2 separate regions of the Homo sapiens genome follow, and region 1 is linked to region 2. A link is a loop called in an ENCODE intact Hi-C map of the cell type or tissue named here. Cell type or tissue: heart left ventricle. All regions are shown on one strand. Each heading gives the region's core, and the rest is flanking DNA. Links, peaks and the distances in the headings are about the cores only. Region 1 has its middle 95 kb from the start of LINC02815. Region 2 overlaps LOC124904539 (a long non-coding RNA gene).

Region 1 (5,372 bases), core at 55-5,054, 120 kb after region 2:
TTAGGTTAAATAAAAATTCAAATCAAAAAGTGAGGTCTCAAGGCTTTTGGTTTTGGGTTGTTTTTTGTTTTGTTTTGTTTTGTTTTGTTTTGTTTAGGGGACAAAAGAATCTTGTGAAAGTGTTCTAAGCAAGGAGTTAGGAGACCTCAAGTCTAAGATGAGCCAGGGGCATCAAGTAAGCTGGTAACAGCACCTTGCCTTATAGGCCAGCAGGCCTTGGTCTTACGTTATGGGTCACATAGCCTTAGTGTTATGGGTCACAGAACGCCCTAAGAGTAACCTGATGAAAATGATGGGCCAGGCAACTGAGGAAGCTGCACATCAGCACCCACTGAGTTGTTGCAAACTATTTTTTAATTGCATTGGAAATGTGTTCAGTCATATAGGCAGAATGTAAAATCAACCTAGAGAACGTAACAGGATATTACACGAGGACTTTTCCGGTTGTGTTAGGATCTTTGCTGAAAAGAACTCTTAACAAGCACCTGCACATTCTAAAGGAACATATTTGAAATAATTGCTAAATGGTGCTAAAAGGTGGCCAAATACTAGTTCTTTGAATTTTAACCAATCACACACCTCTAGGCTACATAATGGAAAAATGAACTCATTAAAGGGATGCGAAGATGCCTTTAAGGAAAGCTGGAGTGTCGGTTGGGTATATTACTACTGCCTCTGGGAGGAAGCCACCCTCCTCTCCACCCCTACCAAGCCTAATAACCAGTCCCAGAACAGGGGAGTCAAGGCTGCCCTCTCACCTGTGGATGTAGTTCAGGGGTCAAACCAGGAGAGGAAATGGAAGTGAGAATCAAGGGCATCCAAGTGAAACAGAGAAAGGAAAAACCACTCGATGGATCCCTGAGAGTGCTGGTCCAGCCTCCGTCCTCACCTGCTGGAATCCCACCTGCCTTTCGAGGCCCAGCTCCATCTGCCATTCTGGAAGCCTCCCACAGCTGCCAACTTCAACGGTGATCTCTTGACCCCCTTACAGCACACTTGGCCATTATGGGCCCTCGGATGCTGCCCAGGTATCATGGCAGCAGCACTCCCTGGGTCATAAGTGGCCTCTGCCACATGCATCTTTCACTCCATCCCCAGCCCCAGAGAAGACAAGCATCTCACCTCTTCCCCCTCAGCACCTTGCCAGAGGTGCTCAGAAAACAATTCATGAGTGATTACACAGCTAGTTAGGTACAATTCTGCAGGCCATTTGTCTAAACTCAGTCCCAGGCTGTTGAAGTTACTCCAACCTGGATACTGGATACCCCTAATTCTCCTAAAGTTTCCAGCTGGGTCCTGAAAGCTACAAGATACCTATCTTTCTCAAACATATTGTCCCCAGGCTGGGTCACCCAGTGGAAAGGCCAAAAACATGCTTAGGGCAATAGCAAGATAGGGAGCCCAACACTTTTTTTATGTGATGATTTACATAGGCATCATGAGAAAAACGCCTTCTTAAACATATGGCTTAGTGTCGGATCTGCTTTTAGTCGCACATGGGTGACCGAGGTGGGATGTGCCAGGTCTTTTCATGCTTGGGGCTCCTACTCTGCTGGCACCGACCCACGCCGTCTAAGATTGTGGCTTTTAAAGGTTCTGTGGCTTTTAAAGCACTTCCTGTGCAGGTCTGCTCCGCAGCTCCAGGCGCTACACCTTCTCAACCCACAGGTCAGGGAATAGAGGCCCAGAGAGGGTCAGGGATCCTAGTCCGGGGTTGGTGAGCCCCCTGGGTAGGGGATTTATTCAAGGGCTGGGGCAGATGCTGTGGATGAGGCTTCCCCACTCCCTGCTGTGCAAGGAGATCCTGTTGTTGGCATTGCCAGCACACCGCCAGCACTTGATCCTCTGGCTCAGAGCCCATTTACCTGAGCAACTTGCCGCAGTGCTCTGAGGTTCCATTTCCTCCATTACAAAACATAGCTAATAGTATCATATCTCTCTGGCCTAATACCAGAACTTTAATTAGGCTTAAATGAAACATAGGAGAAAACAACTCAACCAGGACCTAGCATGCTCCTTCAGGTTTTTGTTAAGGTTGGGGCCCTGGGGGACAGGAGGCCCCATCCTGGAGCAGGAACAGGAAAGTGTGACCGACTCTCCTTGACACCCTGAGTGGCAGATCCAGAGCGCTGTCACCAGGAACAAGGGGAAGCTCACCAGCGGGAGCCTCCCAGCCCTCCGCTGCAGTGTCTTCCGGGCTGCTAATGGGTTTCACGTGTGCAGAGGCCAATGCCTCAGTCCTGGGGATGGGGTCTGGGACAGCTCCTGTGGCTGTCTCCTCAGCCGTGAGCAGCCGCATCCTTTTACAAATAATGAATGCCGTTTTCCATAGCTGCCACGATGCAAGAAAAACTGAAAAAACAACCCGGGTGAGAGGACAGTCTGTGCTGCTGGGCAGAGGCCAAAACCTGAAAACAAAGCAGAAACTCAGACCACAGGTTGGCATTCTGTGAGATTCAGAGGACCTGGGTTGAGGAAGGAGTGTCTCCATGGTCACAGCACAAACGTCACTTAGGAAAATTTACACTCCTCTTCCCACCCAGGGGCCTCATTAAACCACCCACCGAGACATCCCCAAAATATGATTTGAAATGAGCAAAGGATAGTTTCTTATTTTTACGCACATTGTTATAAATGTAGCATCTTTTTTTAAAATGTGCTGTTTTATTGCTGTGTTACAGGGATTTGCAAACTTTTCCTGTAAAGGACCTGATTGTAAGTATTTTAGACCTTTGCGATCACACATACAGCCTCTGTTTCAACTACTCCGCTCTGCCGCTACAATGCGAAAGAAGTCTTAGGCAATAGAAAGGGCATAGAAGCGTTCCAACAATACCTCATTTACGAAAACAGGTAGGGGGACAGATTTATCCCACTGGCCAGTTTGTCACCCTCATGCTCTGTGATATGCCTTCTAAATAAAACCATTGTGTTTGTGCTGCAAATACAATTATAGGACAATTTCTCTTTCAACCAAACTCCTGCCTTCAAGCCCCTTCTATGTAAAAACCCTGGAACCACCCTTGGTCCTGCAGAACATTCCCGATACCAGCTGAGGTTTCTGTGCACCAACTCAGGCGGCCTCCCTGGCCAGAGACAGGAGGAGCCAGGAATTCTGAGTTAGTCCTGAAGACAGCCAGAGATCAGAGAGGTCAGTGCTCTTGGCTATTCACATAGGAAGTTGGTTTTCTGTTCTTTTCCAGAGAACTGCACAGATAATACACAGATCGATGCCAAGTAAAACAAGAAGGAAAAGCTGGCTCTGTCCAGGAAAGAGCTGACAACAAACGTGTCCTGACTGGGAAACGCTTTCTGCTGCTTCCTCCCTGCTGCCCGGCAGTGAGGGGAGAGGTGGGACTGGGGCCATCGGGCCCTCACGTGCCGGGCAGGGCTGCTGTGCTCAGCAGAGGATGTCTGTACAATCTCATTTCCTTGAGATTTTCAAGAAAAGGTGAGGTTTTCACTGCTTAGAATGAGGGATAGAGACAAGATTTCTTGAAGAACAGGAAGGGCAAGACTTCTTACAGTTTTTCCCAGTGCTACTATGATAATCATCATGGCCTGATGAAGGTTAGAGTTCTAATTTATTAATAGTTTCCTAAGTGCCAGGCACTGGACTAAATGTATAATCTCCACTTTACAGAGACAGAAGCAAAGATTTGAGATAGCCTGTCTAAAATCTCACTGTAAGTGGAAGAGCTGGAGTTTGAACCCAGATAAACAGAATGCACAGGATGTGTGTGTGTCTGTGTGTTTGTGTGTGTGTGTATGTGTATGTGTGTGTGCTATGTTTGTGTGTTTCTGTGTATGTGTTTGTGTGTATGTGTATATGTGTGTGCATGTGTGTGTGTGTGTATGTGTGGGTTTGTGTGTATGTGTATGTGTGTGTTTGTGTGTCTGTGTGTTTCTGTGTGTGTGTGTGTGTGTGCATAAAGAGAGAGAGGGAGAGAAACTTTATTTTAAGGAATGGGTTTACAGGACTGTAGAGGCCAGGGTGATCTAAAGTCTGTAGGGCAGGTGGACAGGCAGGAAACCCAGGGAAGAGTTTCAGTTCAAAACTGAAGACCGTTTGCTGGAGGAATTCCATATTCCTTGGGAAATTTCAGTCTTTTTCTCTTAAGGTGTTCAACTGTTTGGATGAGGCCCACCCGTGTTATGGAGGCTAATCTGCTGTCCTTAAAGTCTACTGATTTAAATGTTGATCTCATTTAAAACACCTTCACAGAAAAATTTATAATATTTGACCTGTCCAGGCGTGGCGGCTCACGTCTGTAATCCCAGCACACTGGGAGGCTGAGGTGGGAAAATCGCTTGAGCCCAGGAGGTTGAGACCAGCCTGGGTGACATAGTGAAACCTCGTCTTTACCAAAAATACAAAAATTAGCTGGGTGTGGTGATACACGTGCCTGTGGTCCCACCTACTTGGAAGGCTGAGGTGGGAGGATCCCTGGAGCCTGGGAGGTCCAGACTGCAGTGAGCCATGATCACACCACTGCACTCCAGCCTGAGTAACATAGCAAAACCCTGTCTCAAAAAAAATTAAAATTAAAAATTAAAATTTAATGCTGTATTAAAATAATAATAATAATAGTTGACAAACTATCTGGATACCATGGCCCAGACAAGTTGACTTATAAAATTAACCATCACAGGTCCCATAGGCAGCATCTGCATCACCAATGGAGCCTGTTCAAAACACAGAAGCTGAGTGCAGTGGCAGGCACCTGTAATCCCAGCTACACAGGAAGCTGAGGCAGGACGATCACTTGAGGCCAGGAATCCAAGATCAGCCTGGGCAACATAGCAGAACCTCGTCTGGAAAAAAATTTAAGTATATGGAAGGATGTTTGTGGGTTATATGAAAAAGAAAGAAAGAAGATAGAGAAGGAAGGAAGGAAGGAAGGAAGGAAGGAAGGAAGGAAGGAAGGAAGGAAGGAACGAAGGAAAGAAGGAAGGGAGGAAGGAAAAAAGGGAGGAAGGAAGGAAGGAAAGAAGGAAGGAAGGAAAAAAAGTATAAAAGGAAGGCTTTGTCCTGGATCAGTGGCTTTCAAGTCCTCTTTTCCTCCCACCAGTGGGATCCTTTTTAGTAAGTGAAATAATTGCACACAACCCCCAAACACATAACAGATAAGAAAGAAATACTCTGGCAGCAAAGGGGAGGTGGGGTGGACAACCTTGACCAGCCTTGTCTAGGGTGTCCCTTTCCTTCCCTTGCACCTGCAGGCGGCTCCTGAACACAAGGCTGGGTAGAGCACTTGAGCACTGCTGCACAGGGGAGGAGCTGAGGTCTCTTTCAGCTCCTACGTTCTGAGCCTTCATCTAAGAGGCCTGGCCCTTCAGTGGCAGCCTGGGGAGTGGGCAAGCGTGGTCTT
Region 2 (5,372 bases), core at 69-5,068:
TCCTGCAGCACTTTGTGAGGACTCAGTTAACACACTGTGGGGCTGCTTTTTCTGGCTTTCTTTCTGTGTCGCCACCAGCTTGAGGACAGAACACTGCTTTACTTCTGTCCCTGCCTCCCTGGGCAGGTTCTGGTGGTAAGGGCTGTTTTGTTTACTTTAAATCACCCCAGGCCTCTCTTGCCAAAGGTCAAGATTCAGTAGTCATATTCTATTAAAGTACAGACAGGACTTTGGACCAAAGGCAGAGATGTCACAGTGATCAGTGCCCACCAAGAGGACAACACTCCAGGCTCAGATGAGTCACAGCCAGCCACGCCTGAGGGCTGTGAGGAGGCAGACCTGGACCACCATGGACCAAAGGTCAGCCTAAAGCGAACTCACTTGCAAAGACAGGCAGATGACAAGGTCAAGCAAATGACCGGAAGTGGCTCTAGAGTAGTGGTCCCCAAGGGCCAAGCCATTTTACTATTGCCAAAATGCCCTTTATTTGAATAACTGCAGGTGACTGCAGTAGGGACAATTGTCTATTTTAATACCAGTCTTTGGAAAAATAGAAAACCGGCCACCCCGTGAAGTGTACAAGACTGAAAGCCCTGCTGCAGAGGAGGCACTTCTCATCGACTTACCGGCTGCCTCTTCCCACTGCAGTACTGATGAGGGAGGTAGCTAGCCAGGCATGAGCAGGGCAGGAGGGGCTCTCCCAACACACACACCAGGAATGTCAGACAACCATCAGGTGATGATCAGGTTGTTGTTAACTGTCTCTCTAAAATAATAATTGGGCACAGCCAGCACCAGGGAAAGGCAGTCTCCCAATAAACAGAAAACACCTGAAGCTGGTGATCAGCTGCTTCCCGATAAGGTTGCAGGGGATTGGGTGAGTGGGCTCAAGCATGCGCACTAAGAGGCAAAATGGAGGCGTTTAGCTGGCATATGACCTTCCTCTAGGAATGCCAGATTGGTAAGGGAAGAACGCCTCAAGTGAGCATGTGTACAACTCCAGTAAACACACTGTGCATGCCCCGCTCTCAAGCACCGTTACTGCGCATGGGAACAGCCCACCCGAACAGCCCACCCCAAGGGAAGAATCAGAGGAGAAGTAATGCAAGACCCTGGAAGCGTGCCAACATATAAACCCCAAATCAAAGGTCAAACCCTGCACTCGACCTCACAAGTTGCCTGCTTGGCTGTCTTCCAAGTGTACTTTACTTCCTTTCACTTCTGTTCTAAAACTTGCCTTGGTCTTTTCTTCTGCCTTATGCCCCTCAGTCGAATTTTTTCTTCTGAGGAGGCAAGAATGGAGGTTGCTGCAGACCTGCGCAAGTTGCCTCTACTAATGACATGTCACCAGAGCGTGTGAGCAGGGTGCTGGGCTGGGCTCTGGCCACCCCAAGTGCTCTAGGACAGCCCCTGCCTGCAAGGACTTACAGCTAAATTGGGACATGGGAACAGATGTAGACCTGTGGGCCCAATATAGGGTGCTGGGTGCCCCTCTGAAAGTGCGGCCCCAACAACACATCCTCGGGTCAAGGCACACAAGGCCTCTGGGTCCCCACTTCCACTCCACCAGGCAGATTCTACTTTTTTTTTTTTTTTAATGTACTGGGGCTCTGCTCATGGTTTATTTTAAAGAAAAGTTTCTGCTGCTTTAAAAAAAAAAATTGAAAACCCTGAAAACTGTCCCTCTGGCCTGAGCTCATTTCCTGGGTGAGGAAACAGAGGCCCCGAGAAGCCTGAGGACTGTCCAGCATCCCATGGCTGGGTGGCTGGTAGATGGCCAGCCCGGGCAGAGCCTGGTCTCTCGGTGATTTTCACTGTCTCTCTCCATTTGTGTCATATCTGTGTCCTCTCCATTTGCAGCAGGGACTTACACCTCCTTTTCACCTGCACCAATGCCAGGATGGAGATTTGCTTATGCCCCTTGGCCCTGCAGGCAGCCCAGCGACTCACAAAGTCTCAGGACCCTACTGCAGGGGTCCCCAACCCCCAGGGCCACAGACCTGTGCCAGTCCCCAACCACCCTGGGCATGCCCTGCAGAGGTACCAAGCCCGGGGCTGGAAGGGCGGGGATGAAGATTATGGATGCCATCTGAATCTTTTCAAATTCAACACATTTTTTTGGACACCAAAGCACTTTTTGTACATTTAAAAAAAATTACTCTAAACACTAAACCTGGAAGTTGTTTTCTGAAGAAGGTGAGGGGAGAGCACCTCCCCCAGGCAACCTAGATCCCTCGCATGCACAGTTCCCAACACGGAGTCTTGTGGAAGGGAGCGCTCAGTAAGATGTCATTTAGCTTAAAGACTGTGGATGCCTGAGCATGCCGCGTTTCCCGCAGCCGTGCTTCTTGCTTGGTGCTCAGTCTTGGCAAAGTCATCTCCGGCCCTACGTTCTCAGGTGTGAACGGTGGAGTCAGGGGTGCTGAGGGTCATGCTCACTCACCAACTACCCTGCACCAGCACCCTCCCCCCTGCACTGGTTTTCTGTGCTCTCGTTTGGTGTCCCCAAAATCTTGAGGCCTGTAGGATTATCACCACTACACAGAAGAGGAAACCGAGGGTTAGAGAGGTGGTCTGAATGTCTAAGAAGGGAGATCCAGGATTGGAACCCAGATTTGTACAACTCCAAAGCTCTCTTGTGACCTGTGCCGCCTCCCAAGGGGTGAGCAATCGTGCCTCCCTTTCCTCTGCTCAGCCACCCTGCAGCTCACACAGCTGCAGTAATGACTGCTCTCGAGAGAGCTGCCCCACCCAGAGGGGTTTAAGGCAGAGAAGAGCGGCCTGCAGCCTAGTTTCTCTCAGTGTGCCTTACAGCCAAAGCCAAAGACTGAGGCCGACTCCCAGGACAGGGCCGCTACCCTGGCCTCAACACCACAAATGACTGGACGCAGCTGCTGGCAGAAAAAGCCGCACTCCAGGCATTTAGTACCTAACCGAAGAAATCCAAAGATTCTTATCTGTGCCTTGCTTCTCAACTGCAGAGGTTCTTCCCTTTTGTCCTAACACACTGGGAGGGAACTCTGCACTGATGACAAGTAACCATGAACGTGATTCCTTTCCCTCCTGCGGTGGTCATCTTCAGCAACTCTAGCCGTGAAGCCAGCCTGCCTGTCTCTTTCTTTGCTTGTGTTGGGTCATATTACTGAAGAAAGAATAATAGCAACACTGTTACCCGCCTGTGTACCAGTCTTTGTTCACGGGAGGTTTTAGGATCTCTATGACACACGCAGGCAGAGCATGCCACCGTCACTTAGGAGGGGAAGCCAGAGGTCTTGGAAGTCACACACTAGCAGGGAAGAGACCTAGGTTTTCCCATGGCTCACTGCAGCCTCCCTGAACTCTTTTTCCACAGATGCTAGGCTGACACTCCCTTGTCCCCCTCTAGAGCTCTGTGAACAGGAAGAGGTTGTCTTCTAGCTGTGTAGAGGCTGGGGGAACAGCCCACAGTGCAAGCCACGACTACCTGCTCTGAAGTGGAGGGGCTGTGGAGCAGACAGCAGACTTCTCCCAGCTGAGCAGAGCTGGGCAAAACAGATCGATCTAAACCGCCCTTAGCGGATGTTCTCATTTCCCTGCTGCCCTAAAAGTGGTGTCCGCCTGAGGTGAACACTATAAATAACTGTTCACAGGCGGGTTGTTAAGGACTCTATGGCCTGTGTTGGCAGAGACAGATTCCGGGAAGTCAGTGACTTGGTCACTTCCTACTTAAAACGCAGGGCACCAAGGAGCCTATTTTGGGCTAAATGCAAAAGCCTGGGAATCAAAGAAGAAACGTTAGAGGAGAGACCGACCTCTTGCTTTTAGCCACAGTTTGGAAAAGTTTTTTGTTGTTCTCAATAGTTCGATGGAAAGTGGTAAAAATGCTTTAATTAATTATTAACCTTGGTATTTTTCTTCATAGTTCTCAACATGCTTCACACACCTTTCCTTCTTTGAGCCTCAAAGCAACACTGTGAGTAATCTTATTGTTGTGAACCCATTTTACAGGTGAGAAGACAGAGGCAATAAACATAAGGGCTGGGCCTCACACCTGGATCTGCTGCTCCCTAGCCCCTAGTTATTCCTTCGCCTCACACCCAAGGCCATGATCTCACTAAAAAGAAACACCTTTAAGAGCAGGCACCCCTGCCTGATTCAGTCAGCAGTAAGCCATCAGCAGATCTTGCCCAGTTATAGCCTGGTCCACCTGTTTGTAATAAGCATAGTGAGAAGGACAGAATCACAGCTAGGTGGTTGGCAGGTTGAGTTGAGACTGACCACAGGGTGTGTTTGGTTTCTGGATGGGGCTGGGGTCCTTCTGAGCGTGAGACAATAGATGACACTCAGCCACAGGAGGCTGGGCCCAGCAGGGCCTCCGGCCTCAAAGCAGCGGGGTAGCAGCTCTGAAGTCAGAAGTTGAGGCTGCAGTCTTGAGGCAGAATTTCTTCTGTGGGACACCTCAGTTTTTGCTCTTAGGGGGATCAACGGAATGAGGCCCATCCACATGATCAGGGGCAATCTCTTGAAAATCAGCTTATTGTACATGTGACCCACACCACAAATACCTCCACAGCAACGTCCACATTAGTGTTTATTAAATAACCGGGTCCTATAGCCTAGCCAAGCTGATGCATGAAACTCACCATCACATCCTGTATCCATCTACAGCTTTCTAGGGCACTGTGGTAGCCCAGGTGAGGCGTTGTGCTCTAAACTCAATTCTCTGGAACAAAACTGCTGGGCCACTTTTTTGTTAGTTCCTGTATCTCTCCTCTGATGTGCACAATTGTGGCTCAGGATTATGAAGTTCCAGAGCAGAGGACAGGGAAGGAAAGAGGGAGCAAGTGCCTGGGAGGAGCAGTAGCCGGCTCTGCCACTCAAGTGTGTGCTTTTCCCCCAACCCACACCTGTCACTGAGGCAGCCGTCCCTGCTAATGGATGTGACTATGAAAGTATCGTATCCCAGTTCATCCAGAGACCAAATGGGGCCGCGTAAAAGAGCCACAGTTTTGCCTAAGTGAGATTGCAGCAGACACGAAGGAGAGCCAAGGCACTGGACAAGGACACAGGTCAGGCAGAAGCACAGGAACAAAACTGTTGGTCCCTGGTCGGGGTCCCCCAACTTCTCTTGCAAGCAAATCTACATATAAATCCACATTTTCTCATGACTATGGTTCAGTTGATGGTCAGCTTACAAGTAACACCTGGACATGGCAGTTTAGGGAGAGAAGGTTAGGAGGCCTAATCCTGTGATTTCTGGGGAAAAATGTTCTGTTGGAGGGGAACCCAATGTGCAGCCTCATGATAGAGTCCTGGGGAGATGGTTGATTTGTTAGATTCAGCCCCCAGAGGCTTGCCTTGGAGTCTCTCAGGGCTGACAGGACTAAGGGGGT

Evidence for each region. A loop is a pair of places that touch in the nucleus more often than their neighbours do. Peaks named below come from ENCODE experiments on the same cell type or tissue, not always from the same donor. Only the 100,000 strongest peaks of a DNase experiment are listed, where the experiment ranks them.
Region 1: a loop joins it to region 2, with 2.3 times the contacts of the local background. A loop is called at or near these places in 1 of 110 quality-filtered maps.

Annotation. Positions count from the first base shown.
Region 1 is chr1:229,056,636-229,062,007 of GRCh38, forward strand. No RefSeq gene overlaps it. Among named protein-coding and RNA genes, the nearest start is that of LINC02815, 95 kb to the right of the region's middle. RefSeq lists enhancers at 2,207-2,707, 3,335-3,834. In heart left ventricle, for the core only: no CTCF peak of the experiment used is centred there; DNase peaks (open chromatin) are centred at 2,186 and 3,356; H3K27ac peaks cover 408 bases.
Region 2 is chr1:228,935,171-228,940,542 of GRCh38, forward strand. All of the region lies in intron 2 of LOC124904539 (a long non-coding RNA gene), which reads right to left. Among named protein-coding and RNA genes, the nearest start is that of RHOU, 200 kb to the left of the region's middle. In heart left ventricle, for the core only: no CTCF peak of the experiment used is centred there; a DNase peak (open chromatin) is centred at 2,772; H3K4me3 peaks cover 465 bases; H3K27ac peaks cover 1,655 bases.